5 separate regions of the Homo sapiens genome follow, and regions 1, 2, 3 and 4 are each linked to region 5. The links are chromatin loops, found by intact Hi-C in ENCODE. Cell type or tissue: mammary epithelial cell. All regions are shown on one strand. Each heading gives the region's core, and the rest is flanking DNA. Links, peaks and the distances in the headings are about the cores only.

The links. A loop is a pair of places that touch in the nucleus more often than their neighbours do. Peaks named below come from ENCODE experiments on the same cell type or tissue, not always from the same donor. Only the 100,000 strongest peaks of a DNase experiment are listed, where the experiment ranks them.
Region 1: it touches region 5 in a loop (5-fold over the local background); 34 of 110 quality-filtered maps call a loop at or near these places.
Region 2: a loop joins it to region 5, with 5 times the contacts of the local background. A loop is called at or near these places in 9 of 110 quality-filtered maps.
Region 3: a loop joins it to region 5, with 11 times the contacts of the local background. A loop is called at or near these places in 24 of 110 quality-filtered maps.
Region 4: it touches region 5 in a loop (4-fold over the local background); 59 of 110 quality-filtered maps call a loop at or near these places.

The regions. Positions count from the first base shown.
Region 1 is chr20:23,665,869-23,671,752 of GRCh38, forward strand. LOC107985383 (a long non-coding RNA gene) reads left to right here. Exons shown (of 5, transcript XR_001754712.2): 3 at 470-1,634. Among named protein-coding and RNA genes, the nearest start is that of CST4, 20 kb to the right of the region's middle. In mammary epithelial cell, for the core only: CTCF peaks have their summits at 510 (motif pointing left) and 2,700 (motif pointing right); no DNase peak of the experiment used is centred there.
Region 2 is chr20:23,796,610-23,802,493 of GRCh38, forward strand. No RefSeq gene overlaps it. Among named protein-coding and RNA genes, the nearest start is that of CST2, 27 kb to the right of the region's middle. RefSeq lists a silencer at 2,702-2,871. In mammary epithelial cell, for the core only: a CTCF peak has its summit at 2,774 (motif pointing right); no DNase peak of the experiment used is centred there; H3K27me3 peaks cover 177 bases.
Region 3 is chr20:23,886,257-23,892,140 of GRCh38, forward strand. No RefSeq gene overlaps it. Among named protein-coding and RNA genes, the nearest start is that of CST5, 9.5 kb to the left of the region's middle. RefSeq lists an enhancer at 3,299-3,799. In mammary epithelial cell, for the core only: a CTCF peak has its summit at 3,615 (motif pointing right); a DNase peak (open chromatin) is centred at 3,635.
Region 4 is chr20:23,934,446-23,940,329 of GRCh38, forward strand. No RefSeq gene overlaps it. Among named protein-coding and RNA genes, the nearest start is that of GGTLC1, 51 kb to the right of the region's middle. RefSeq lists an enhancer at 3,625-4,125. In mammary epithelial cell, for the core only: a CTCF peak has its summit at 3,059 (motif pointing right); no DNase peak of the experiment used is centred there.
Region 5 is chr20:23,992,950-23,998,833 of GRCh38, forward strand. LOC107985438 (a long non-coding RNA gene) reads left to right here and starts at 1,159. Exons shown (of 3, transcript XR_001754556.3): 1 at 1,159-1,178; 2 at 1,297-1,926; 3 at 3,507-3,608. RefSeq lists enhancers at 799-1,518, 2,239-2,957. In mammary epithelial cell, for the core only: a CTCF peak has its summit at 3,392 (motif pointing left); no DNase peak of the experiment used is centred there; H3K27me3 peaks cover 120 bases.

The sequences.
Region 1 (5,884 bases), core at 486-5,485, 330 kb before region 5:
TATATTAACTCATAGCCACATTTGTGCTGTGTGCAACAGTTTGCAAACACTGTTTTAGATCTTTTGCACCCTGCAAGGAGTTTTTCTAGAATTTTCCATGAACATAAAGAGTTTCATGCTTTTGCGGAAATTCATTACTGAGAAATATTTATACAGCAGGTTTTCTCTGTAGTAGTACACTATTGCATGAGACTGTGTATGTGTGTTTGAGATTGTGTGTGTGCATGCACCTGAACAAGGCACCAATCCCTCAGGAGCCTGAGAGCTGCCCACTACGGGTCCCCTGATGGCTCACTCCATTCAACAGCTCTTGTGTTCCCCCGGAAGCCCTCATCGCTCTTCTCTGAGGTCTCTGGGTTCCCACTGCAGCATTTGTTATCACTGTCGTAGTTCAGCAGCACCATGGCATTTTCCTAGGGTAGCATCACATTGAAGATGCACTCACTTTACCTCCTGTGCTTCCTTCCAGTGGGCTCAACCTACTCCAAGGCACCCTCTTCTGGTGAGAATCACAGGCCTAGAAGGAAAGAAGGGGATGTCTATCAGCTGCCATGCCTGTGCCTCTCTGCTTCCTTTGTTCCATGCACATGGCACACTGTCTACTTGCTCAATGCTGTGGTCTCAGCCCTAGCACTGGACTCAGTAAGGAATTAGTTGAGCGAATGAATGGATTCTCCAGCAATCTTTATAAAATATGTTTTCCACATTTTTCAGACAAGGAAACTGCAACAAAAAGTGTCAGACCCCACACTGTGATCTCAACACTGCTGAGCTCTGCCTGGAATCTTGGAACTCTCCAGCGATCTCCTCTCCTTAAGAGTGGACGTGGGATGCCTCCACGCATTCAGTCAAAATAAGGTTATGGTGTGCCTGTTGTGTGCTAGGAATTATCTTCTCATCAGAAAAAGAATCTCTCTATGTTTTGGGAATAAGTGAAGAACAAAATGATGATGTGTAAGAGGTTCTTGCCAAATTGGTCGGCACAGAGAAGCCCTGGAGAAAGGCTGACAGTATTGCTGGTGGGGGCTCTGCTGGCTGGTTTCCAGGACTCTTCCTCTGGGACAGCTTGTGCTTCCTGCCACCCTCCCCAGGGTCATTTCTTATCCTTCCCCAGTTGCATTTTGATATTTCCTTTTAAGATTTTACTGTTTTTCAAAAGATCCAAAAGTAATTAAAACTCTAGCCATTGAAATGGCAGTTCTAACAAGTCGTCTTAGAGTCATTGTCACCTCATGGGGCTGCTAGCAAGGTATCCATATGAAATCATCTTATCCACACTGGGAAAGTCTCTGACACACCCATAAAGGCATGTTCATCCAGTATGCACACTGAGTGTCCTCCACATTCCACAGATTGTGAGAAGCACAGACACATTACAGAGAATGAGATGGATACAATATTGCCTTAAACGAACTGGTGGCCAAGCCAAATTCTAACTGCAGAGAATGATCAGGAAGGAGCGATTTGAGGAAATAACATGTGAGCTAGACTTTTAAGGAGGAGAAAGAGCCAGCTGCAGAAAGCCAGCAAGAATGGTGTTTAATGCAAAGAAAATCATAAACCGACCCCTAGCTGGAAATGATCCTAACCTGTGGAAGCTCCTGAATTGAGTGAGGAACCGGCTGGCAGGAGAGGTAAGCAGACTGGGTTTGGTGGATGAGCAGATATCAATTCCTGCCATGCCTTGCACACCGTGCTGAAGAATTTCTATTTTACTCCAAGTGAAATGAGAAGCCTTTGAAAGCTTTTACCAGGACATGACAAGACACCTTTTATATTATTAGAAGGCTGGCATGGCCACAGGGAAGGAACAGGCTTCTAGTTGGTGAGAATGGGAGGGTGGAGAACAGTCAGGAGGACATTGCAGTTGCTCAGGAAAGAGAGGACAGTGACCTGGGCCTGTGCCGTGGCCGGGAGTTGGAGCACAGGAGACTCAGGATGCCTATGAGAGGTGGCGGGGCAGGACTTGCTGAGGGCTGGGTTGAGGGCGCAGTGAGGAGGAAAGAACAGAACTCCAGCCCAGGCCTGAGTAAGTCACAGGATGGTTACTCAGCCAAGGCAGAGGTGAGGATGAGCAGATTGTCAGGGCTGGGGCTTTGGGGAGGAATCCAGAGCCGTCCTCATAGAGTGTTGGGGCGTTATGCATGTAGGACTGTGGATCTCAAATGCCACCCCGTGGATCCAGCTTAGAGGTTCAGGTTTTACGAGAGTGCAGGGGAGGGCACCTCTCAATTTTGATCATGGACTTCATTTGGGGCAGTACCACATGGTTTTCCATTATGAATTAGTGATAGTCAATTTTAATCTTTGCCAACCATATTTGGAAAATTAACATTAGCAATTCTTAATCTAAAAAAGCATGGATTACAGGAACCCAGAGTCTATAACCCATGGCTTGGAAGGTGTCTGAGAGAGATCCTGGGCTGTGTCAGATTTCGCAGAGAGGGTGGGTGGCTGACCTCTGAGAGATGGAGGGCTTCTGACAGGAACTAAGGTGGGAAGAGTCTCGCAGAGCGGCAGTCTTCCTACCCCACGATAAAGAAGGTGACAATATGTTGAAATATGACATGTGAAGATGAAGAGATCATGAAGAGAATCCTCCAAGGTGGCAGATAAACCACAAAGCTACAGGGCAATTCCTGTGCCCCCAGCCACCTGCCCTGTAAATCCCGGCATCCTCCACTTCACCACAATGACCAATAGAGGGCAGCATTCACCCATGGATGACCAGCCCCTCAGGTGCCTTTTACTCCAGCTTCACCCTGGGGAGCAGGCTCTGAAGGTGGCCCTGGGGTCGACATAGGATCTGCATTGAAGGAAGAAGCTCTACTAACTAAACACTCCCTGAGTGCTGTATGGGTTCTGCAGAGGCCCCTCTGCTTGGCTCTGTTCTTGCTGCTCTGGGCTACAGGGGTGTGCAGGGTTTTATTGATCAGAGCAATGGCCAGTAGATGGCATAGCCTCCTTTTCCTGCAGCTGTCCCCACGGCCCTGCTGGACAGGCCCAGAACGGACCCTCTCAGAAGACAAGGACTCTCTCAGGGTGGGTGATGAACATGTGGACACCTCTGTGGACAAGACTGGTTTCTTTCCTCTCTTTCACTCTTCCCTCTTCCGCTGTTATTACTGTTGGCCCTCTTCCTCCCCTCCCCCTTTACTAAAGCTACCCATCTCCCATCTCCTTCTTGCTCATGGTCCCTTCTGGAGGTCAGAGGTGTGAATGCCAGGGAAAATCTACTTTTGTTCTTGTGGTTAACAGGGACACGTGATCCATTTGTGACAGACACAGTTTTCCATCCACGATGAGGTGTCTAGGGAGAAGATTCACCTTAGTCCCGATCTGATAAATCTCTAGACAGTGGAACTCTCTTACTGGTACCTGCTCAGGCCTGGTGCTTACATTCCGCTCCAAATAGCTTCATCCTCTCCCATAAAACATAATATCACCACCATCTCCATCCAAGCAATCATCATTATCATCACCACAATCACCACTGTCCCATCAGCATCACTGTTATCACCACTGTTGTAAACATCATCACTAGTGTCACCATCACTATCTCCACCAACCTCACCATTAACATACTCAGCAACATAAGCACCATTATCCCCATTATCATCAACACCCCCATCACCACTAGTACCATCACTGTCAACCACCATTACCATCACCACCATCACCATCATTATCAACACTATTGCCATTGCCATCACTATTACTACTAACATCACCATCACCACTATCACCACAACCACCACCATTACCATCACCACCATCACTACCATCACCACCACCATTGCCATCACCATCACCACCACAATCACCATGGTAATCCTCATCCGTAACACCATCATCATCATGACTACCATTACCAGTATCAACATGACCACCATAACCACCATCATCACCACATCACTATCTTCATTACCATCATCATCACCATAATCACCACCGCTTTCACCGCCATCATCATTATCGTCAGCATCACCTTCTCCATTATCATCACCGCCATCACCATTACTGCCACTGCTGTCACCATTCTCACTTTTGCCACATCATAACCACTACCACCACCATCACCAACATTATCACCACCATCATCACTACCATCATCACGCTATGACCATTATCAGCAACGTGACCACTACAATCCCCATCATCACCGTCACTATCACCACCATTACTATCATCATCACCACAATCACCACTGCTGCTATAGCATCATCATTAGCATCTTCACCACGATCACCATCTCCATCTCCACAATACCGTCATCATCACCATCATCATTTTCACTGTCACTGCCAGGTGTCAGCAGTTACTCTGCATTGGACATTGTGTTCTGCCCTTTATCAACCTCGTGTGATTATACAGTCATTCTGATTCTATATTTTATACAGAAAAATAAGGTGGCAATTGGCTTTGTAACACGATAGAAGAGTATGATAACCTGCCTTCTATTCTCAGAACTATTTTGAAATCAATAAAAGAGAAGACTTATTTTATTTCTCATCTCCCACATTGCTGGATCCTTTCTAGATAGGTCTGGTCTGGACATCCACAGTGATGTCCTCACTGGTCCACTGGTCTGCACCCTTAGATTCTGTTTCTCTGGTTCTCAAATGTTCTGAAAGCCACATCCCCTGCCACATGAAGCCCTGGAAACCTGCCCTCTGTGGCTTCCCTTCAGCTTTTGCCCATCATGTGGCTTGGCCTCTAGAGAAGCTGGACTTCCTTGACGTTCTCAGACACATCCTGTCCAAGCTTATATGAATTTGCCCTTCTGGAAAGTGCACTGTAGCTCCCCATCCACCATAGATCTTTGCCTCTTCAAATATAACATGCTTCCCAAGTTCAGGTCTACATAAACCTTTTCTATAAATCCTTCTCTGATCCATGTAACCAGGTGTGAACCTTTTGATTTTGGTCTCCTACAGCACTTTTATATTCACTATAGGCATTTATCCTCCTCCTCTCATGGTCTTTCTTACTTGTGTGTGTATTTCTGTCCCCCACTAGTCCATGAGGTCCTGGTGAGCAAGGACTGAGTCTCCTTCCCCACGTGATGTGCCTTTCAGAGATCGCTGAGAGAATCACAAACAAAAACTAGCTAATAATAATAACGTCACCTTACAATGAACATAACATTCAATAATTTATTATAGCATCACATAACTGCTTAGTAGTTACTATTACTGTCTCCATTTTACAGATGAAGAAATTGAACCACAGAGAGGCAAGTACTACAAAATCGCACAGCTTATAAGTGGAAGAACCAGGCTTTTAACCCGTGCAGTCTGGTTTCATGCTTTTGGCATGAGGTTAGATCTCCCAGCAGTCCCCAGTCCTCAACACCTTTGGATACTTGGCAAATTCCATGGTGGGCCCAGTTAGATAGCTTTTGAGCTGGAGCTCAGTGTTTGAAACCTCTGAAACTCCAGGGTCATCCCACCTCATATGGAACTTGACACTTATTCACACCCACGTGTCTTGGCCCAGACTCCCTGTTTTGGAATTCCCTTCCCCTATGTCACCTCATTGATTCCTCTTCAACTTTTGTGATTCCACAGAAATTACATTCTCCATAAAGATGACTGTCTAGATCGGGCTACCCAGAGGGAGTCCTTGTAATCAGAATTCAATTGCAAGTGGCTTATTTGGAAGGCAATCCCTGGGTACACTACTAGGACAGTGAGGAAATGAAACAGGGATGAGAAGGTGGTCAATACTATGAGTGTGAGCTGTCAGGCTACTGACTGCTATGTGGCTCATTTCTGCTGGGAACGTCTGGCAGATTGTGTTTGACGTGTCAGGTGGTGTCAGTCGTTGCTGGAGACTGTGCCAGGGAATTAGTTATCTTGCACTTACTTGGGCTATTTGTACA
Region 2 (5,884 bases), core at 420-5,419, 200 kb before region 5:
TCAATGTATTTTTCGAGGAATCTTTGAAAATGTAATTAGGAGCATGTATTAACTCATAGCCACATTTGTGCTGTGTGCAACAGTTTGCAAACACTGTTTTAGATCTTTTGCACCCTGCAAGGAGTTTTTCTACATTTTTCCATGAACATAAAGAATTTCATGCTTTTGAGGAAATTCATTACTAAGAAATATTTATACAGCTGGTTTTCTCTGTAGTAGTACACTATTGCATGAGACTGTGTATGTGTGTTTGAGATTGTGTGTGTGCATGCACCTGAACAAGGCACCAATCCCTCAGGAGCCTGAGAGCTGCCCACTACGGGTCCCCTGATGGCTCACTCCATTCAGCAGCTCTTGTGTTCCCCTGGAAGCCCTCATTGCTGTTTTCTGAGGTCTCTGGGTTCCCACTGCAGCATTTGTTATCACTGTCGAGTTCAGCAGCACCATGGCATTTTCCTAGGGTAGCATCACATTGGAGATGCACTCACTTTACCTCCTGTGCTTCCTACCAGTGGGCTCAACCTACTCCAAGGCACCCTCTTCTAGTGAGAATCACAGGCTGAGAAGGAAAGAAGGGGGTGTCTATCAGCTGCCGTGCCATTGCCTCTCTGCCTCCTTTGTTCCATGCACATGGAACACTGTCTACTTGCTCAATGCTGTGGTCTCAGCCCTAGCACAGGACTCAGTAAGGAATTAGTTGAGTGAATGAAAGGATTCTCCAACAATCTTTATAAAATGTGTTTTCCACATTTTTCAGACAAGGAACCTGCAACAAAAAGTGTCAGACCCCACACTGTGATCTCATCACTGCTGAGCTCTGCCTGGAATCTTGGAACTCTCCAGCGATCTCCTCTCCTTAAGAGTGGATGTAGGATACCTGTACGCATTCCTTCAAAATAAGGTTATGGTGTGCCTGTTGTATGCTAGGAATTATCTTCTCATCAGAAAAAGAATCTCTCTATATTTTGGGAATATGTGAAGAACAAAATGATGATGTGTAAGAGATTCTTGCCAAATTGCTTGGCACAGAGAAGCCCTGGAGAAAGGGTGACAGTGTTGTTGGTGGGGTCTCTGCTGGCTGGGTTCCAGGACTCTTCTTCTGGGACACCCTGTGCTTCCTGCCACCCTCCGCAGGGTCATTTCTTATCCTTCCTCGTTTGCACTTTGATATTTCCTGCTAAGATTTCACTATTTTTCAAAAGATCCAAAAGTAATTAAAACTCTAGCCATTGAAATGGCAGTTCTAACAAGTCGTCTTAGAGTCATCACGGCCTCATGGGGGCTGCCAGCAAGCTATCCACATGGAATCATTTTATACACAGTGGGAAAGTCTCTGAAACATCCACAAAGGCATGTTCATCCAGTATGCACACTGAGTGTCCTCCACATTCCACAGATTGTGAGAAGCACAGACACATTACAGAGAATGAGATGGATACAATATTGCCTTCAACAAACTGGTGGCCAAGCCAAATTCTAACTGCAGAGAAGGATCAGGAAGGATCGATTTGAGGAAATAACATGTGAGCTAGACTTTTAAGGAGGCGAAAGAGCCAGCTGCAGAAAGCCAACAAGAGGGGTGTTTAATGCAAAGAAAATCATAAACCGATCCCTAGCTGGAAATGATCCTAACCTGTGGAAGCTCCTGAATTGAGTGAGGGACCGGCCGGCAGGAGAGGTAAGCAGACTGGGTTTGGTGGATGAGCAGATATCAATTCCTGCCACACCTTTCACACCGTGCTGAAGAATTTCTGTTTTACTCCAAGTGAAATGAGAAGCCTTTGAAAGGTTTTACCAGGACATGACAGTACACCTTTTGTATTGTTAGAAGGCTGGCGTGACCACAGGGAAGGAACAGGCTTCTAGTCGGTGAGAATGGGAGGGTGGAGAACAGTCAGGAGGACATTGCAGTTCCTCAGGAAGGAGAGGATAGTGGCCTGTGTCTGTGCAGTGGCTGGGAGGTGGAGCACAGGAGACTCAGGATGCCTATGAGAGGTGGCGGGGCAGGACTTGCTAAGGGCTGGGTAGAGGGCGCAGTGAGGAGGAAAGAACAGAATTCCAGCCCAGGCCTGAGTAAGTCACAGGTTGGTTACTCAGCCAAGGCAGAGGTGAGGATGAGCAGATTGTCAGGGCTGGCGCTTTGGAGAGGAATCCAGAGCTGTTCCCACAGAGGCTTGGGATGTCATGCATGTAGGAGTGTGGATCTCAAATGCTACTCCCTGGATCCAGCCTGGAGGTTCAGGTTTTACGAGCTTGCAGGGGAGGGAATCTCTCAATTTTGATCATGGACTTCATTTGGGGCAATGCCACGTGGTTTTCCATTATGAATTAATGATAGTCAATTTTAATCTTTGCCAACCATATTTGGAAAATCAACATTAGCAGTTCTTAATCTAAAAAAGCATGGATTACAGGAACCCAGAGTCTATAACCCATGGCTTGGAAGGTGTCTGAGAGGGATCCTGGGCTGTATCAGAGTTGGCAGGCAGGGTGGGTGGCTGATTTCTGAGAGACAGAGGGCATCTGACGGGAACTAAGGTGGGAAGAGGCTCACAGAGTGGCAATCATCCAACCTCACGATAAAGAAGAGGACAATATGTTGAAATGTGACATGTGACGATGAAGACATCATGAAGAGAATCTTGCAAGGCGGCAGAGAAACCAAAAGCTACAGGGCAATTCCTTTGCCCACAGCCACCTGACCTAAAAATCCTGCTGGGTTCATGAGTTTGCAGAGAACCTCTGTAAGGTGGGGCCTGCATCCTCCACTTCACCACACTGACCACCAGAGGGAAGCACTCACCCACTGATGTCCAGTCCCTCAGGTCCCTCTACTCCAGCTTCACCCTGGGGAGCAGGCTCTGCAGGTGGCCCTGGGGTCGACATAGGGTCTGCCTTGAAGGAAGAAGCTCTACAAACTAAACACTCCCTGAGTGCTGTATGGGTTCTGCAGAGGCCCCTCTGCTTGGCTCTGTCCTTGCTGCTCTGGGTTACCTGGGTGTGCAGGGTTTTATTGCTCAGAGCCATGGCCAGTAGATGGCATAGCCTCCTGTTCCTGCAGCTGTCCCCACAGCCCCTGCTGGACAGGCCCAGAATGGACCCTCTCAGAAGACAAGGACTCTCTCAGGGTGGGTGATGAACATGTGGACAACTCTGGGGACAAGTCTGGTTTCTTTCCTCTCTTTCACTCTTCCCCCTTCCGCTTATCTCCCTGTTCACTCTCTTCCTCCTCTCCCCATTTACTAAAGCTACCCATCTCCCATCTCCTTCTTGCTCATGGTCCCTTCTGGAGGTCAGAGGTATGAATGCCAGGGAAAATCTACTTTTGTTCCTGCGGTTAATAGGGACACGTGGCTGGGCGCGGTGGCTCACGCCTGTAATCCCAGCACTTTGGGAGGCCGAGGCGGGCGGATCACAAGGTCAGGAGATCGAGACCATCTTGGCTAACACGGTGAAACCCCGTCTCTACTAAAAATACAAAAAATTAGCCGGGCGCGGTGGCGGGCGCCTGTAGTCCCAGCTACTCAGGAGGCTGAGGCAGGAGAATGGCGTGAACCTGGGAGGCGGAGCTTGCAGTGAGCCGAGATTATGCCACTGCAATCCGGCCTGGGCTAAAGAGAGGGACTCCGTCTCAAAAAAAAAAAAAAAAAAAAAAAAAAAATAGGGACACGTGATCCATTTGTGACAGACACAGTTTTCCATCAAAGATGAGGAGTCTAAGGAGAAGATTTACCTGTGTACCGACCTGATAAATCTCTAGAGAGTAGAACTCTCTTACTGGTACCTGGTCAGGCCTGGTGCTTACATTCTGCTCCAAACAGATTCATCCTCTCTCATAAAACATAATATCACCACCATCTCCATCCAAGCCATCACCATTATCATCATGACAATCACCACTGTCCCATCACCATCACCGTTACCACCACTGTTGTAAACATCATCTCTAGTGTCACCATTATTATCTCCAACATCACCATCATCACTCTCAGTACCATCAGCACATTTATCCCCATTATCATCAACACCCCATCACCACTATTACTATCACTATCAACCACCATCACCATCATTATCAACACCATTGCCATTGCCATCAGTATTACTACTAACATCACCATCACCACTATCACCACAACCACCACCATTACCATCACCATCATCATCACTACCATCACCAACACCATTGCCATCACCATTACCACCACAATCACCATGGTAATCCTCATCAGTAACACCATCATCATCATGACTACCATTACCAATATCAACATGACCACCATAACCACCATCATCACCACATCACTGTCTTCATTACCATCATCACCATAATCACCGCCACTCTCACCACCATCATCACTATCATCAGCACCATCATCTCCGTTATCATCACCGCCAGCACCATTACTGCCACCACCATCACCATCCCCACTTTTGCCACATCATAACCACTATCACCACCATCACCAACATTATCACCACCATCATCACTACCATCACCATGCTATGACCATTATCACCAACATGACCACTACAATCCCCATCATCACCATCACTATCACCACCATTACTATCATCATCACCAGAATCACCACTGCTGCTATAGCATCATCATCAGCATCTTCACCACCATCACCATCTCCATCTCCACAATACTGTCATCATCACCATCATCATTTTCACTGTCACTGCCAGGTGTCAGCAGTTACTCTGCATTGGATATTGTGTTATGCCCTTTATCAACCTCTTGTGATTATACAGTCACTCTGATTCTATATTTTATACAGAAAAAGAAGGTGGTAATTGGCTTTGTAACATTATAACTGCCTTCTAGTCTCAGAACTAGTTTGAAATCAATAAAAAAGAAGACTTATTTTATTTTTCATCTCCCACATTGCTGGATGCTGTCTAGATAGGTCTGGTCTGGACATCCACAGTGAAGTCCTCACTAGTCCACTGGTCTCCACCCTTAGATTCCATTTCTCTGGTCCTCAAATGTTCTGAAAGCCATATCCCCTGCCACATGAGGTCCTGGAAACTTGCCCTCTGTGGCTGCCTTCCAGCTTTTCCCCATCACATAGCTTGGCCTTTAGAGAAGCTGGACTTCCTTGATGTGCTCAGACACATCCTGTCCAAGCTTATATGAATTTGCCCTTCTGGAAAGGGCACCTGTAGCTCCCCACCCACCCTAGATCTTTGCCTCTTCAAATATAACATGCTTCCAAAGTTCAGGTCTACACAAACCTTTTCTATAAATCCTTCTCTGATCCGTGTAGCCAGGTGTGAACCTTTTGATTTTGGTCTCCTACAGCACTTTTATGTTCACTGTAGGCATTTATCATCCTCCTCTCATGGTCTTTCTTACTTGTATGTCTATTTCTGTCCCCAACCATTCCCTGAGGTCTTGGAGAGCAAGGACTGAGTCTCCTTCCCCATGTGATGTGCCTTTCAGAGATCACTGACAGAATCACAAACCAAAACTAGCTAATAATAATGTCACCTTACAATGAACATAATTCAATAATTTATTATAGCATCACATAACTGCTTAGTAGTTACTATTACTGTCTCCATTTTACAGATGAAGAAATTGAACCACAGAGAGGCAAGTATTACAAAGTCACACAGCTTATAAGTGGAAGAACCAGGCTTTTAACCCATGCAGTCTGGTTTCATGCTTTTGGCATGAGGTTAGATGTCCCAGCAGTCCCCAGTCCTCAACACCTTTGGATACTTGGCAAATTCCATGGTGGGCCCAGTTTGATAGCCTTTGACCTGGAGCTCAGTGTTTGAAACCCCTGAAACTCCAGGGTCATCTCTCCTCATATGGAACTTGACACTTATTCACACCCATATGTCTTGGCCCAGACTCCCTGTTTTGGAA
Region 3 (5,884 bases), core at 571-5,570, 110 kb before region 5:
CAAGTTCAGATAAAAAATATTTTTTAACAAATGCATCTGCACTGAACATGGACAGACTTTTATCTTGCCATTGTTCCCTAAGCTATACAGCATAACAAGTATGCACATAGCATTTACATTGTCTGAGGAATTATGAGTAACCTAGAGATGATTTACAGTATACAGGAGGATGTGCATGGGTTATATGCATGTTACACCATTTTATATGAGGGACTTCAGTATCCATGGATTTTGGTATAAGAGGGAGGTCCTGGAACCAATCCCTCATGGATACCAATGGATGGCTATATTTACTTAACTTCCTCAATACTAGAATTTACAGAAAGTGAAACAATATTACAGATGAATGTTTCTTAATTTATTTCCACAGGACACTCTTTCTGAAGGTAGCTGATAGGTGTTAGCCATTCCCCTCAAAAATCAAAGTGTAGGAATTTCAGAATAATTGATTAAAGTTTGAAGATAAAAAATCAGGTGGCTTACTGCAGGCATTTTATGAGTTTTAATGAATATTATAATGTGCATTGATAGTTCCAAAAGGAGGCTTTGGTATACAAAATAATTTCAATGTTTGTTGAAGGAATTTTTAAAAATGTAGTTAGGAGCGCACATTAACTTTTACAGCTGCATTTGTGCTGCGTGCAGCAGTTTGCAAAATGCAGTTTTAGATCTGTTTCAGTCTGCATCTAGCTCTTCCAGATTTTGCCATGAACATAGTTTTGTGCTTTTAAGGAAATTCAATGCAGGAAAATACTTATTCAGCAGGTTTCCTTCATAGTAATCCACCTTTGTACAAGACCATGTGTGTGTGACTGCATGTATGTGTGTGATTGGGTGTGTGATTCTATGTGTGTGTGTGAGAGACTCTGTGTATGTGTGTTATTCTCTCTGTGTGTGAAACTGTGTGTATTTGTGTGTGACTGTGTGTATGCATGTACTTGGACAAATGGCCAGGCATCAATCCCTCCTCAGGAGTCTGAAAGCTGTCCAGCTGCCCACTACTGGTCCCATGATGAGCCTGGCTTATCCCCATTCAGCAGCTCCTGCATCCCCCTAGAGCACCCCATTGCCCTTCTCTAGGGTCTCTGAGTTTGCCCTGCAGTATTTGTTATCATTGTCAGGAGCTCAGCAACACTGTAGATTCTTCCTAGGGTAGCAATGCACTGGAGATGGTCCCACTTTACCTCCTCTGCTGTCTACCTTTGATCACACCCTACTCCAAGGCATCCTCTATTCATGAGACTCCCAGGCCAGGAAGGAAAGTAAAAGCTTTTTATCAACCATATCTGTGCCTCTCTATGTGCTTCCTGTGTTCTAGACACGGGCACACTGTCTACTTGCTCAATGCTGTGGTCCCAGCCCTAGCACAGGGTTCAGTAAGGAATTAGTTGAGTGAATTAATGGATCCTCCAACAATCTTTATGAAATGTGTTTCCATATTTTGCAGATGAGGAACCTGCAACAAAAAGTGTCAAGGCAGAGTCTGATGCAAGTGCACAGGACCCCACACTGTGATGTCATCATAGCTGAGCCCTGTCTGGGATCTTGGAGCTCTCCAGTGATGTCTTCTCCGTAAGGGAGGACCTTGGATACATGTGTGCGTTCAGTCAAAAGAGAGGTATGGTGTGCCTGCTGTATGTCAAGAATTATTTTCTCATCAGCAAGAGTACACTTCTCTATTTGCAGATATGTGAAGAACAAAATGACAATGCATACCAGGTCCTTACTGAACTGCTCGGCACAGAGAAGCCCTGGAGAAAGGGTGACAGTGTTGCTGGTGGAAGCTCTGCTGGCTGGGTTCCAGGACACTGTCTCTGGGACACCCTGTGCTTCCTGCCACCCTCCCTAGGGTGATTTCTTATCCTTCCCTAGTTGCATTTTGATATTTGATCCCAAGCTTTTGTCATTTTTCAAAAGATCCAAAGGTCATCTTAACTCTTGCCATTGAAATGATAGTTATAACAAATAGTTGTAGAGTTAACACAACCTCACAGATGCTGCCGGTAAGATGTTCACATGACATTATCTCATTGCCACTGAGAAAGTCTCTGATACGTCCATAAAGGCATTTCATCCAATATGTATATTCAGAGTCTTCTATGGTCCAGGGATTGTTCATAGGCACTTTACAGATAATGGGACGAATACAGTATTGCCTCTACCCAGCTTGTAGCCAAATGATATCCTAACCTAGAAAGAGTGACCTGGAAAGACCACTCTGGGGATGTGACATGGGAGCTGCACTCTGCAGGAGGAGAAGCAGCCAGCTGCAGAAACCCAAGGGTGGGGATTTTCTGGCCAAAAAGCAGCATGAACTTACCCTGAGGAGAAAATGATCTTAACCTGTGGAAGCTCCTGAATTGATCATCAAGGACCAGCAGGCAGGAGAGATACAGAGACTGGGTCTGGGGATGAGCAGATGTCAGTTCCTGCCAGGCCATATGCATCATGCTGAATATACTTTATTCCAACTCTAATGAGAAGCCTTTGAAAGGTTTTACCGGGACTATGACATGACACCTTATATGTTATTAGAAGGCTGGCATGGCCTCAAGGAAGGAACAGGCTTCTAGTCGGTGAGAATGGGAGGGTGGAGAACAGTCAGGAGGACATTGCAGTCACCCAGGAAAGGGAGGACAGTGACCTGGGCCCGTGCAGTGGTCGGGAGGTGGAGCACAGGAGACTCAGGATGTCTGTGAGAGGCAGCGAGACAGGACTTGCTGAGGGCTGGGGTGAGGGCATAGTGGGGAGGAAAGAACAGAACTCCAGCCCTGGTCTGAGCACGTGCCATGAAAATTACTGAACTAGAGGAGACATGAGGATGAGCAGATGGTCACCTCTCAGGAAGGAACCGAGAGCTGTCCTCAGGAGATTCTTGGGACATCATACATGCCAGACTGTGGATCTAAAATGTCAACCCCTGTGCCCAGCCTAGAGGGGCCAGATTTCATTAGAGTGCAGGGGAGGGTCTTCTTCCTTTTGCTGATGGACTTCATTATGAATATGGCACCACAATGGCTTTTTATTATAAAATGTTTTAAGTACCTATTTGCCAGTCATATTTGGAAAAAGAAAACATTAGCCTTTTTTTTTTTTAAATGGAGTCTCACTCTATCACCAGGCTTCAGTGCAGTGGCACGATCTTGGCTCACTGCAACCTCCGCCTTCTGGGTTCAAGTGATTCTTCCTCAGCGTCCTGGGTTCAAGTGATTCTTCCTCAGCCTCCTGAGTAGCTGGGACTACAGGTGCGTGCCACTATGCCCAGCTAAGTCTGCCATTCATGGCATTGAATGTATCTGAGAATGATGCCTGAGCTGTGTCAGAGTTGGCAGGAATGGTGAGCTTTTGGGCCCTGAGAGATGGAGTGTGTCTGAGGGGAACTAAGTGGGAAGAGGCTTGCAGAGTTGGCAACCTCCTCACCCCATGATAAAGGAGGGGACGATATGCTGAAACATCACTTGTGAAGATGAACACATCACAAAGAGAATGCCCAGATGTGGCAGATAAACCACAAAGCTACAGGGCAATTCCTGTGCCTGCAGCCACCTGCCCTGTAACTCCTGCTCAGTTCATGAGGTTGCAGAGAACCTCTGGGTTCTGCATGCTCCACTTCACCACAGTGACCACCAGAGGGAAGCATTCACCCACGGATGACCAGCCCTTCGGGTGCCTCTACTCGAGCCTCACCCTGGGGAGCAGTCTCTGAAGGTAACCCTGGGGTTGTCATAGCATCTGCCTTGGAGAAAGGGGTTTTGCAAACTAAGCACTCCCTGAGTGCCGTACGGGTTCTGCAGAGGCCCGTCGGCTTGGTTCTGTCCTCGCTGCCCTGGGCTACCTGGGCATGTGGGGTTTTATTGAACAGAGCAATGGCCAGTAGATGGCACAGCCTCCTGTTCCTGCAGCTCTCCCCAGGGCCCCTGCTGGATCTTTCCAGAAAGGAGAGACAGGCCCAGAAGTGACTCTCTCAGAAGACAGGGACATTCTGAAGGCAGGTGACAATGAACGTGTGGACACCCTGTGGACAAGTCTGGTTTCTATCTTCTCTTCCACTCTGCCTCCTCACCCCTTTCCTGGTGCTGTCTCTCTTGCTCCCTGCCCCTTTCTCAAACTACCCATCTCCTTCTTTTTCATGGTCATCTTAGTCAGTTGGAGGCGTGAATACCATGGAAAAACCACGTTTGCTGCTGTGGTTAAGAAGAACACATGATCCATTAATGAAAAACAGTTTCCCATCCAAGGCAAGGTGTCTGAGGACAAGTTTCACCTGAGTCCAGATCTGATGAGCCTGCAAACAGAGGAAAACCCTTAATGATACCTGCTCTGGCCTCGTGCTTATATTCTGCATCAAAGAGCTTTATCTTTTCACATCAAATATCATATCACCACCATCACCACTATATCATCAATATCACCATAATCTTCACAACTATTGCCACTTCCATAACCACCATCACTATCACCAGCATCACCTCCACCATCCCCACAATCATCACTACCACCATCACCATTATCTTTACCACTATCACCATTGATACCACCCCCATGATCACCATCATCATCACCAGCATCATCACCATCACCATCACCACCATGATCACCATCACCATAACCTCAACATCATGGTCATCACCATCATCACCACCCTCACCATAATCATCACTACCATCACCATCACTATTATCATCACCGTCACCATTACTGCCACCACCAAGACCATCACCATCAAAACCAGTACCACCATAATCCCCACCATCACTACCATCTTTACCACCATCACCATTATCACCATCATCATCACTATCATCACCACCATCATCATCATTATCAATACGACCGTCTCTGCCGTCATCACCATCACCACCACCACTATTACTACCATCACTATCACCAACTTCACCACTATTACCATCACCACTATTATCATTACAAGAGCTACCATCATCACCACCATTATAACCACCACCACCACCACCATCATCACTATTATCACAATCACATCACCATTATCAATACCAACATTACTGCTGTCATCAACATCACCATCACCACTACCACCATCACCATCAGTATACTCACCATCATTATACTCATCATGAGCACCGCTATCATCATCAACACCATCACCATCATTACCATTACCAGCATTACCACCATACCATCATCATCACCTTCAAAACCATCATCACCATCACCATTTTCATCTCCAGCATACCATTCTCATCTCCATCATCATCTTCAGCATCACTGCCAGGTGTCTGTCAGTAGCTGTTCTGCATTGGACATTGTGCCACACCCTTTATAAACCTCATGTGATTACATAGTCATGCTAATTCTATATTTTATAGAAAAAAGGTGGTAATTGGCTTTGAAACATGATAGAAGGGTGTGAGAATCTGCTTTCTCTTCTCAGAACTATCTACAATCAATGAAAGAGAAGACTCACTTTATTTCTCAGCTCCCACATTGCTGGATCTTCCCTACAGAGGTCTGATGTGGACATCCACTGTGAAGTCTTCACTGCTTTGCTGGTCTCCACCCTCAGATTTTGTTTCTCTGGTTCTAAAATGTTTAGAAACCCATATCCCCTGCCACATGAAGCATTGGCATCTTGCTGTCTGTGGCTGCACTCTTGCTTTTGCCCATGACATAGCCCGGCCTCTAGGGTAACTGGACTCTGATGTTCTCCAGACACAGAACTGTCCAGGCTCACATAATTCTTTCTCAAATGTTTGCACAGGTAAATTTGTGGGGATGCTGGGAATTGGAATGTGGGCTGGTAAGTTCTGAGGCAGTGAGAACCAATCAAGGGATGTGGGCAGCTTGTCCTTCTCCCCCAGCCCTCTCTGTGGGTTTGGTGTCCTTCTCTGTATTCTCCAATGCCATA
Region 4 (5,884 bases), core at 331-5,330, 59 kb before region 5:
TTAAACTACACAAAAAGTTCACCTACAAGCATTTATCTCATTTATATGTACTCAGTTTTTTCATTTTTAAAAAGGTTATCTAGACTCCTTCTGAAAACTGAGACATTAAACAAAGCTAGTCATCATTTCAACTTATTTCCTTGTCAACCACTTTTTTTTTTTTTTAGACGGAGTCTTGCTCTGTTGCCCAGGCTGGAGTGCAGTGGCACAATCTTGGCTCACTGCAAGCTCCACCTCCTGGATTCAAGCGATTCTCCTGCCTCAGCCTCCCGAGTAGATGGAACTAGACGTGCGTGCCACCACGCCTGGCTAATTTTTTGTATTTTTAGTAGATATGGAGTTTCACCGTGTTAGCCAGGATGATCTGGATTTCCTGAGCTTGTGAACTGCCCACATTGGCCTCCCAAAGTGCTGGGATTACAGGCGTGAGCCACCGTGTCCGGCCGTCAACCACTTTTTTTTTTGTTCTTGAGACAGAGTCTCACTCTGTTGCCCAGCCTGGAGTGCAGTGGCGCGATCTCGGCTCACTGCAACCTCTGCCTCCTGGGTTCAAGCTATTCTCCTGCCTCAGCCTCCCGAGTAGCTGGGACTACAGGTGCCCACCACCACACCTGGCTAATTTTTGTATTTTTAGTAGAGACGGGGTTTCACCATGCTGGCCAGGCTGGTCTCGAACTCTTTACCTTGTGATCCACCTACCTCAGCCTCCCAAAGTGCTGGGATTACAGGTGTGAGCCACAGTGCCCAACCCGACCACTTTTTATATAGTTTGTGAATATCTGGTATCCACCTAAGAACCTTAAAGTTTAACATATGGATATTTTCACCAATAACTCAGAAGATCCAGCTGTCTTTATTAAACCAACACTAAATTAGTCTTCTTCATCAAAAAAATCACATGAACAAGGATCATTTTGTTTTTGCTGGGTTCATAGTTTTATAACTTTGTGTGCCAAACCCTGACACCTCAAAATATCTAGTAGAGACAAATGCAAAACCCAGACAAAAATGTATGTTGACCATTCTGAAAACGTATCTGTTTTAATTTTACAAATAATTTTAAAGCCAGGTTGTTTATTAAAGATCTACCTAAGTTATATGAACTTAAAAATTATATAGTCTTATTTAATTAATTTATGAGTGCTCTTTTATTCATAAGCAAATTTAGCAGATATAATATATAACATTAAAAAGGTACATAGACACAAACACATCTAATCATGTACACACAAAAACACACACAAGATCCAATAGGTTTTACCTCAGTAATCTAGCCATGAAGTAGTAATACAAACTCACTGGTTTATAACACTGTTCTGTTCACATGTCTAAAGCTTTTTTACCCCATAGGTAATCCAACGAAGGCTCAGAATCAAAATTTAGGGTAAACTCATTTCCACGGCAGTTTGATTTTTTAAAGACCAAACTTCTCCGGACTGTAAAGAATACTGGGCCAAGCAACACCCCGGAAGAACATCATATACTAAGCAGGCCCAAAAAACAGCAACATAAAGCCTGATTACACACAACTCCATCCCACATTCCCATTCAACAGCAAACTCCAGATTCCCAACAGTATTACAAAAGATTATCAGTTTATCAAATTTGGTTTCCCATGATTATATGAACACACACATACGAACAATCACCGAAACACAATTCAATTGTTGCAGTAACAAACAAGCCTCAAGAATGTTTAAACAGAAACAGCCAGACGGTTTTCCTCTTTACGTTGGTTGCGCTTATCCAACCTGCAAATGGAAATTCCCTTAGAATTTCCCAAATTGAGGGATCAGATCCCACTCTCTGGGCCCAAAAAGACACTCACCCATCTGGACACAGATGTCAGATTTCAAAGGCTGTTCTTCCTAGGCAGTCAGAAACCCGATTGGGGCGAGGAGCGGTGGGGCCATATGGAGACTGAAACCCACCTCCAGCCAAAAGTAGATGGGCAGCAGCTTAGGGAATCTTCCAAAAGTCTCCTTCCCCACATAGCCGAGCCATGAGCAACACTTTCCTGGTGAGGAAACCAAAATCTGGTACCAAAATGCAGGGGGTTCCATCTAAGTTCCGTTACTCCTTGCACAGAAAGTCAAACATGGAGACAACCAGCATTGCCAGGGAGAGGGCTTTCATTGGGTGCCACAGCAGAGGAGATGGGAGGCCAGTCTCAAATCATTGTTCTTACCCACTAAAATAAGGGGTTTATATAGTAGAGAAGAAATGTAACTACTTGCAGGAAAACAGGAATTGGGGAGGGTCAAGGAAGAGGAATTGGTGAGCAGAAGTCATGATGGTTGAGGAATCTGGCATCTCATTGTCTGGAATGGTGATCTGGTGAGTTTCCGTTCCTTGATGCTGAAGGTGCGTTTCTTAAGGAACTCAGATAAGACAAATGTAAGTTTCTCAAGTTTTAAGAGGCAGAGGGCCAATTTCTATGTTCATTCAAAAGAAACCATAAATACAAGTTTTATGGGACAATTGGGCTAGTTTCATATCCAGCCTAGGGGTCAGGTTTCACTAGAGTGCAGGGCAGGGCATCCTTCATTTTCACAATGCCTCATTTTGGGTGGCACCAAAATGACTTTCTATTATGGAATAGTGATCGTAGAACTTTTCCTTTGCCAATCATATTTGGAAAATCAAAATATTTGCAATTATTAGTCTCAAATACCACGGACTACAGGAACCTACAGTCTGCAACTTGTGGCATGGAAGGTGTCTGAGAAGAACCCTTGGGCTGTGCCAGAGTTGGCAGGGAAGGGTGAGCCACTGGGCCCTGAGAGATGGAGGGTGTCAGGGGAACTAAGGAGGGAAGAGGCTTGCAGAGTGGGCAACCCCCTCCCACATAATAAAGGAGAGAATGATATGCTGAAATATCAAATGCAAAGATAAAGACAAGAAGAAAATCCTCCAAGGTGGCAGATAAACCACAAAGCTAAAGGGCAATTCCTGCTCCCACAGCCACCTGCCCTGTAAATTCTGCTCAGTTCATGAGTTTGCAGAGAACCTCTGCAAGGTGGAGCGTGCATCCTCCACTTCACCATAGTTACCACCAGAGGGAAGCATTCACCCACGGATGACCAGCCTCTCGGGCACCAGCTACTCCAACCTCATGCTAGAGAGCAGGCTCTGAAGGTAGTCCTGGGGTTGACATAGGGTCTGCCTTGGAGGAACAAGCTTTGCAAACTAAATACTTCCCTAGTGCTGTTCTGGGTTCTGCAGAGTTCCCTCTGCTTGGCTCTATCCTTGCTACTCTAGGCTGCCTGGGCATGCAGGGTTTTATTGATTAGAGCAATTGACAGTGGATGGTACAACCTCCTATTTCTGCAGCTCTCCCCACTGCCCCTGCTAGACCTTCACAAGGCAGGTGACAATGAAAGTGTGGATACCCCTATTGATGGTGACAGTGGCCCATCTAGAGCAGCTACTGTGAGGATGCCAGCTGCAGCAGGAGAGGTGTGGCTGGGGCTGCATGCTCCCCAGAGCTGGTGGGGGCCAGGAACAGGTGGGAGCCCCATGCTCCCAGGCATAGCTGTGGTCACCCAGCTGCAGCTCCAGACCTGGGCATCCCTGTGCTCTCAGGGCCCAGAAAGTCCCCAGCCCTGACAGGTTCAGAAGTGCCTGCTCCTGCTACCTGGCCTGTCCCTGCTCCTGGCACCTGCTCTGCAGCAGAGCAAAGTTGTAGCTGAGCCTGGGAGCGGTCATGACCCAGCTGGGTGTTTGTGCACTTGGGGCAGTGCTGTCAGTGCTGGAGTGGCCAGCCCTCTGCCACTTCAGCCCCCTCTGGACTGTGGGAGCTGACTAGCATGGGAGGGCTGCTGGTGGGGGCTGAGTGCAGCTCAGCATGGGCTTGCAGGCACTGTTCAATATGAACAGCCTGGGCACCATGGACGGCATGTTGATGGTGGGAGGCAGACAGGTTCCTGGACAGAAAGGGGTGGATACCTGGTGAATTCCCACCTTCAAGCCAGGGACAGCCTGAAGCCTTGGAACCAGGGTGTCAGTTCTGGGTGGAAGCCGTGGTCCAGAGTGAAAACTTATGGTACTTTTTTTGCACCTGCCCATGGACCAATCAGCACACACTTCCTTCATTCGGAGCCTATAAAAACCCCAGACTCAGCCAGACTCAGCCAGACATCAGGACTACCAGCTGTGGGAAGGAGCTACCCACTTCAGGTCTCCTCAACTCCTTGGGACAACCTGTTTGTGGAAAGGAGCTATACACCATGGTTCTCCTTTCCACTGAGAGCTGGACACTCCTGGGGCTGACCTGCTTGCAGAAAGGAACTACCCATCTTGGGTCTCCTGAGAGCTGTTCTGTCACTCAATGAAGCGCCTCTCCACCTTGCTCACCCTCCACTTGTACGCATACCCCATTCCTCCTGGACGTGGGACAGGAACTCAGGACCTGCCAAATGGCGAGACTGCAAGAGCTGTAAGGGCTGAAACACCCCCCAACTCACCACACTGTGGTGATGAGGAGAGAAAAGCTGTGGCCATTCTGGGAGCCAGGGCTGTGATATGCTTTAACACCCTGTTTGGGGCTCTGTGGTTCCTGGCATCTCCAAGCTTTCAGGTGCCACCACATTCCCCTTGTCCAGATGCTGGTGCCTGCAGTGGAAGCCACTTGCAGTACGTCTGGTCCAGCCAAAGCCCCACACAGAGCCAGTGCCTATGCCAGCAACTGGAGCTGCCTGCCCCACTGCAGTCAACATGTCTGGCTCTGCACAGTGGCCTGACCCAATGCTCATTTGCTTACACACCCCTGACCACTCTGCACCTGGCTCACCCTTGGCAGGTGTGGAATCTGGGCCACAGTGTGAGCTGAGCACAGCCTGACAGACCAAGTGGGTGGAATGAGCCCAGTGGGTGCAAGCAAAACCTGAGTAGAGGTGTCACGAGGCACAGAAGTTTCCAGTTGGCAAAGTGACACTGTAAATATCCTGTGACACTATAGCCAAGCCTGGTTTCTGTCCTCTCTTCCACTCTTTCTCCTCTCACCCCTTTTTTGGCATTCTTTCTCTTCCTTCCCTCCCTCTTTTCTGAAGCTACCCATCTCCTTCTTGTTCATGGTAATATCTAGGGGTCAGAGGCATGAATTCCAGGGGAAAAAATCTGCTTTTATTCCTCTGATTAACAAAATACATGATCCCATAAACAAAATTAACAACGAAATCATGATCATATCATAGAGGCAGAAAAAGCATTTGATAAAAGTTCAGCATCACTCATGACAAAAAAACTGTTAACAAACTAGACATAGAAAGAACATCCCTCAACATAATAAAGGCCATAAATGACAAACTCATAGTCAACATCATATTTAATGGGGGAAAGTTGAATTCATTCACTCTACCAACTGGAACAAGTCAAGAAAGGCATCCTAATGGGAAAAGAGGAAGTGAAATTACCCTTGTTCACTGATGATATGTTCTTATATCTAGAAAACCCTAAATACTTCACCAAAAATCTCTTAGATTTGTTAAATTTGGTAAAAAGTTTCAAGATACAAAATTAATGTACAGAAATCATTGGAGTTTCTACACACCAATAGCAATGTAGCTGAGAACCAAGTCAAGAAGCAATCCCATTTATAGTCGCTATCAAAAACTAATGAAATACCTAGGAATATATTTAAGCAGAACTACAAATGAGAACTACAAAATACTGAGGAAAGAAATCATAGATAGCACAAAGAAATTGAAAACCATTATATGCTAATTGATTGGAATAATCATTATAGTTAGAATGACCTCAGTGCCCAGAGCAATCTACAGATTCAATGCAATTCCTATCAAATCAGCAGTATTATTTTCCACAAAATTAGAAGAAAACAATTCTAAAATTTACATGGAACCAAAAAAGAACTCGAATAGCCAGA
Region 5 (5,884 bases), core at 470-5,469:
CCTTGCCTCACACCTGTAATCCCAACCTTTGAGAGGCTGAGGCGGGAGGATTGCTTGAGGCCGGGAATTTTGAGAATAGCCTGGACAACATAGCCAGACCCCATGTCTACAAAATAATAATAAAACACACAGCTATAGTCCAAGCTACTTGGCAGGCTGAGGCAGGAAGGTCCCTTGAGTCCGGGAATTGGAGGCTGCATTGAGCTATAATCGCACCACTGCACTCCAGCTTGGGTGACAAACTGAGACCCTGTCTCTAAAAGAAAAAAAATCGGCCTGTGAGCATGGGTTTGATTTTCAAACAGGACCCGGAGGGTAGGGACAGACAGTGCTGTCACCCTTAGGTGCTGAACACTCAGAAACAGGCCAGCGGCAGCCCTTTCCTCACCTGCAGACACCAGATTGGGCAGGACACCACGTGGCACTTGCAGCTCTTGCAGTGAGGGCAGAACCCAGTGTCAACCCTTCTGCCTGTGGGAGGGGCTGCTGAGGCCTGCGGAGAGGCCAGGGTGGAGGCTCGTCCCCTTGTCCAGCCCTTGGCATGGTCTCCATCAGGTTCCCAGCCCACCAGTGCAGGGCGCCCCTGAGCCTGCTGCTGCCACGGGCCCGGTCTCTACCCAGGACGTCCCCCCACCCTCGCAGTGTCAGGGAAATTATCATGGTGGCGGTGACACTCTGCAGGCAGGGCTGCTGAGAGAAGCTGAGAAGGGTCACACTGCAGGCAGGGGCCCATGTGACAAGCCCCTCTCACCCCGAGAGAGCTGACCAGGCAGCTCACAAGCAGAGCCACATCCTGGGAGTCCGAGAAAGGTCCGAGAAAGCTCAGCCACCTCATTGGCTATGGGCAGCCTTTGTCGTGTGAGCCTTGCTCTCCTGGGGAGGCTCAGGCTGACGGCTGATGTGGGCATTGCCGAGGGTAACCTGTGGCCCAGTGGATATGGCCGGGTCTCCTCAAGCTGCATTCATTCAAGTAGGACCCAGGGTGCGTGCCCATCTCCAGCCCAGGGCAGCTCCCCTGTAAGCTGGGTGAGCTACTGAAGCCAAGGCGGGAGGCAGCTGACAACACCCACGGCCCATGTGGAGGTGGTGGAAAGGCTGGACTCAGCAGCAACACCAAATCCCGGACCAGGCAGAAACCACCCAAGACTGAGGGGCTCATGCCAGAGCGGTGGCCACAGGTAAGAACCCGGGCCCAGGCTGTGTGTGGCGGGAATCCTCCATGTCCCAGGGCTTAGCATAGCAAAGGAAGATCAGCTGGGTCACCCTGGTGGCCATCTGTCCCTGTCCCACCTGTAGAGTCAGAACAGCCTCTCCCCAGTGGGGATCATCTCTCTCTGCCAAAGCAACAGCGGTCCCTGCCCCAACCAGACTACCCCACTCAGTGGAGTTACGGATGCTGCTCCAGCATCCTAACACTGCCCAGCTGGCGCCTGCCTGTGCTCACCCACACCCCCAGGCCGGCCTTCCCTGCAGCCTGGGCTTGGCCACCTTGGCCTGATTGAGCACTGAGGCCTCCTGGGCACCCAGCCCCATCACTGCACCTGCTGCTTCCAGCCCCACCCCACTGGCTCAGGGGTCCTTCCCAGCGGCGCTGATCATGAAATCAACATGCAAGCAAGTCGTCTCAGGAAACTTTTTAATGAAAGTGTCGGCCACGGTGGTGTGTAGGTGGCTGAGCTCAGATTGCAGCTGCTAAGACACCAGCCACTTACCAAGAGAAAGCCAGGCTGCTTCAAACCCAGGGCCCGAGGCAAAAAAGCATCACTTCCAGCCGGGGAGTCTGGAAGCCACGCCTTGTGGGAGGTCACACTGGCATCTAGGCCTTCGCCTGCATTGCAGAAGGAGAGCCGGGTCCCCCTCCTGGAGAACGCTGCGTTCCCCAGCCCCACACCGGCTTTGCCACCACACAGGCTTTTGAGGCAGGAGGTGGGTAAGACGTAGCTGTAGACCCAAAGCAACCACCAGCCCTGGGACCCTGCGGGAGAGGAGCACTTTTAGAACATGGAAAAGTGTGGTCATCCCATCATTAGACAGCACACATCCTACATAAATAAAAAGTCGTATGGGGAAGGAGGTTGGGGAGGGAATAAAAAATTGGCACAGACATTGATAGACTGGTTTCCAGTTTCAAGGTAACAGATGCACATCATGAGACCAGAGGAGGCAGAGACAAGGGCTGGATTTGGCTTTTCTAAGCAACATGCGTTCCTGCCCACGGCTGAATGGTCGCTGAGACAGATGGAAGCCAGGACAGGGGAGCCCACCGGGCCCAGATAGGTACAGAGAGCAGAGGCTCCTGTTCTGTCCTCGCCACCCACGAGGGTGACACTGCTTGTAAATGGTGGCCGTGCTCTCCCAGCAAGAAAAAAGCACAACTAAATCCACACTGCACACAGACGCAGACAGAAAGCCTTCAAGTGGCTCTGTTTTCTGCTCCCTGCCTTGCCAGGTCCACAAGCAGAGAGGAGTGTCAGGTGCATGGCCCCACTGTCAGGCTCCCTAGTGAGCTGCGGGTTCAGCAGGAGTTGCCCACTGACACACAGGGGACACCCACTCCTCCCACCTTGGGAGCGGTTGCCCGACAGAGCCGCACTGGGTGCTGGTGTCATCCAGGGACCCCACACACTTCCTTAAATGTGATCCTGCTTCCCTCTGGGCAGCTGCATCCTCTCCTCCTGCAAGATTGTCTGGAAACTTGGCTCTCAGTTTGCTCTCCCTTCTCTCCTCTGCCTGCCCCAAACCCCTCTTTCTAAAAAAGTGATGCCGTGTTCATGGGGTTATTTCTTGAAAACACTTGGCGGCCTCCATGCTTCTGTTTTCTTTGAGCCAGGTGGTCAGGAGGGCTTACAAAGAATGCCTGGGCTTCCCCGCAGGTGCCGGCAGATGGGGTAGCGAATGGTCCTGTGCCTCCACCTGCTCCAGGAGGGAGTCTCCCATCTCTAGGCCTGGCCCCTTCCTAACCCTCCACGTATCCTGTTCTCCAGAGACTTCAGAACCCACTCCTGAGAACAGCGGAGCCAGGCGCTTAGAGGAAGACAAAATGTTATTAATTATTAATAACAAAATGTTATTAATTATTAATATTAATATTTAACATTAAACAGTAATATTTAATGTTAAATATTAATATTGATATTTAATATTAACTATTAATGTTGATATTTAATATTAATATTAAATATCGATATTTAATATTAATATTAATATTTAACATTAATATTTAATATTAATATTTAATATTAATATTTAATATTTAACATTAATATTTAATATTAATATTTAATATTAATTATTAATATTAAAGGAGAAATTAATGTAATTAAAAATAATCACTATGCATTGTTCTGAAATGGCACTCGTGAATTATTTACACGGGAAATGCTGCCCCCTGCTGGCCACCTTAGGACACTAACACCGTGCTTTACCTTTTTCCATTTTCTCTCTTTGGTTGGCATTTTTCTTCTTTAAAAAATTTACGTTGATAGACATTTGCTCATCTCTAGCAGGTACCGTTGGGAATGAATTCTGTGCTGTTGTTGCCAATCCTGGAATGAAGTGAGACTCCCCTCCTCAGCCTCCTGACAGAGTCATCTCATTTCTTCTTTGAAAAATTAAAGAACGAAGGTAATGTGTTTTATCACAGAATTCGGCTTATACTCCAGTGTGGAAGACAAATTTCTGTTTAAGCTAATACTCTCTGCCCAGATGATTTTTCATGCTGCTGTATAATTGAGCCAGCTGCGTAAGGGAACATGGATCTGGCTTGTAAATAAGGTTGCTAGGGGAGCTGAATTATAAATGATAGAAAAAGTTAATCTTTCTCAGGTTAAAAATGTCATAAATCTCTGTTATTAAGGTGTTTCATTTTTTTCCTTCCCAAGTTCAAATTGGATTTTGCATATGGAAAGATGAAATCACTTGCATCCATAGAACTTTATCAGGGCTGTGTGAGAATTATCTGAAGAGATACCAAGAAGCACAGCAGGCTTACACATAGGCAGGCATGCACTGTGAAGTGCTCTTTGTAAATTCTAGAGTGTGGCTTGTAATTTATAACACATATTTTACTTTATTTAGGTTGTAACAACTTGAATCTTCCTTTCCCAATAGCAAGCAATTCCAGGCGGGGGATCTTAGCCATCATTTCATTTCTCCGGCAGCAAACAATATAATGCTAAGCAGGGGAATTCTGCTTCATGACTTGAGTTGATGTTACTGAGCCCTGGAGCACATTTATAGCTGATAAGAAGCATGTAAAAATCCTTATTAAACAATGAGGAAGAGGTGACATGAATGCTGACCTCCTTGGTCTAGAAAGACCAGGAATATTGTTGCTGTCCTGTAAGAGTAGTCAATGGTCAAGCATACCTGTGTGCTACCTGAGCAAGAATCAGAAGACAGCCCCCTACCTTGGCATCCAGGGGTAATCAGCAAGTTACCAACAGAAGTACCACATTTAGATTTCTCCACTATGAGCTGGGATGGGAGACAGAAGAAAACAGCAGGCTTGAGGTCCTTATGACATTCTGCTTCAGTGCTGGGGAGTGTCCTCAGACTGTAGCAAAGTAGGGAGGTTTTCATGGTTATTGGATTTCTCAGGATGCTAAACTGTGGTCTGCTTTTAAAATAAAAAATTAAAGACTTTATTTATTTATTTATTTTTCTTTCTCTCTTTTTTTTTTTGTTTTTGTTTTGTTTTGTTTTGTTTTGTTTTGGAGACAGAGTCTCGCTCTGTCACCCAGGCTGGAGTGCAGTGGTGCGATCTTGGTTCACTGCAGCCTCGGCCTCCCGGGTTCAAACGATTCTCCTGCCTCAGCCTCCCGAGTAGCTGGGATCATAGGCAAGCGCCACGACACTCAGCTAATTTTTGTATTTTTAATAGAGATGCGGTTTCACCGTGTTGGCCAGGCTGGTCTCGAACTCCTGGCCTCAAGTGATCCACCCACCTCAGCCTCCCAAAGTGCTGGGATTAAAGGCATGAGCCATCGCTCTGGGCTTGTTTAATTCTATTTTAGCTTCAAAGGGTACACATACGGATTTTTGATGTAAGGCTGAGGTTTGGGCTTTGATTTAACCCATCACCCAAGTAGAGAACATGGTACTCAATAGGTAGCTTTCCAGCCCTTCTCCCTTCCCTCTCCACTTTTGGAGCCTCCAGTGTCTATTGTTGCTAACATATGCCATGAATACCCATTGTTTATCTCCCACTTATAAGTGAGAACATGCGGTATTTGGTTTTCTGTTTCGCACTAAACCATGATCCTTGAAGTCATTTTCCTTTGAATTCCTGCTAGGAATCAGATTTAAACAAGAACAAAAGTAAAGACCAACATTGATGAACCGTTTATTTCCAAAAATTTGGAAAAGTCTGACAGAATTAGATTAAAAGAACTTTTGGTGACCTATTTATGTTCTGCCTCACTGAACACAGTCTGTGAACTTGCAGAATAAGGCAGGTGGGCCCAGGGTCCCGGTCCCACGGCCTGGCCTGACCTCAGAGGCCATGAAGCTAAGATAGCAGAAGCAAGACAGAATCTTCTCCTTGTATGAGTGCTTCTCTCAATATATCCATCCAGAGGCCACCGGAAACAAAGCATGATGGCATGGGCAGAGGAGCCCCCTGTGGGGCATGCGAGGTGCTGAAGGTGTGTCCATATGCAAGTCCTCTGTGAGGCAGAGTGTGCGGGCAGTCGAGTGCCCTTCCATCCTCTGAACTGAGAATGTCAAGGCATGAGATGGGCATGGATGAAGATCTCCCAACCGCACAGTCCAGCCCCTGAGCAGATAGATGCTCATCACACAGTGGGAACTGCATGTCGCTATGCTCCCAGCTGACCTACTGTGGGGAAGAGGGGGAGAATCAAAGAGAAGCCACGTAGTCACA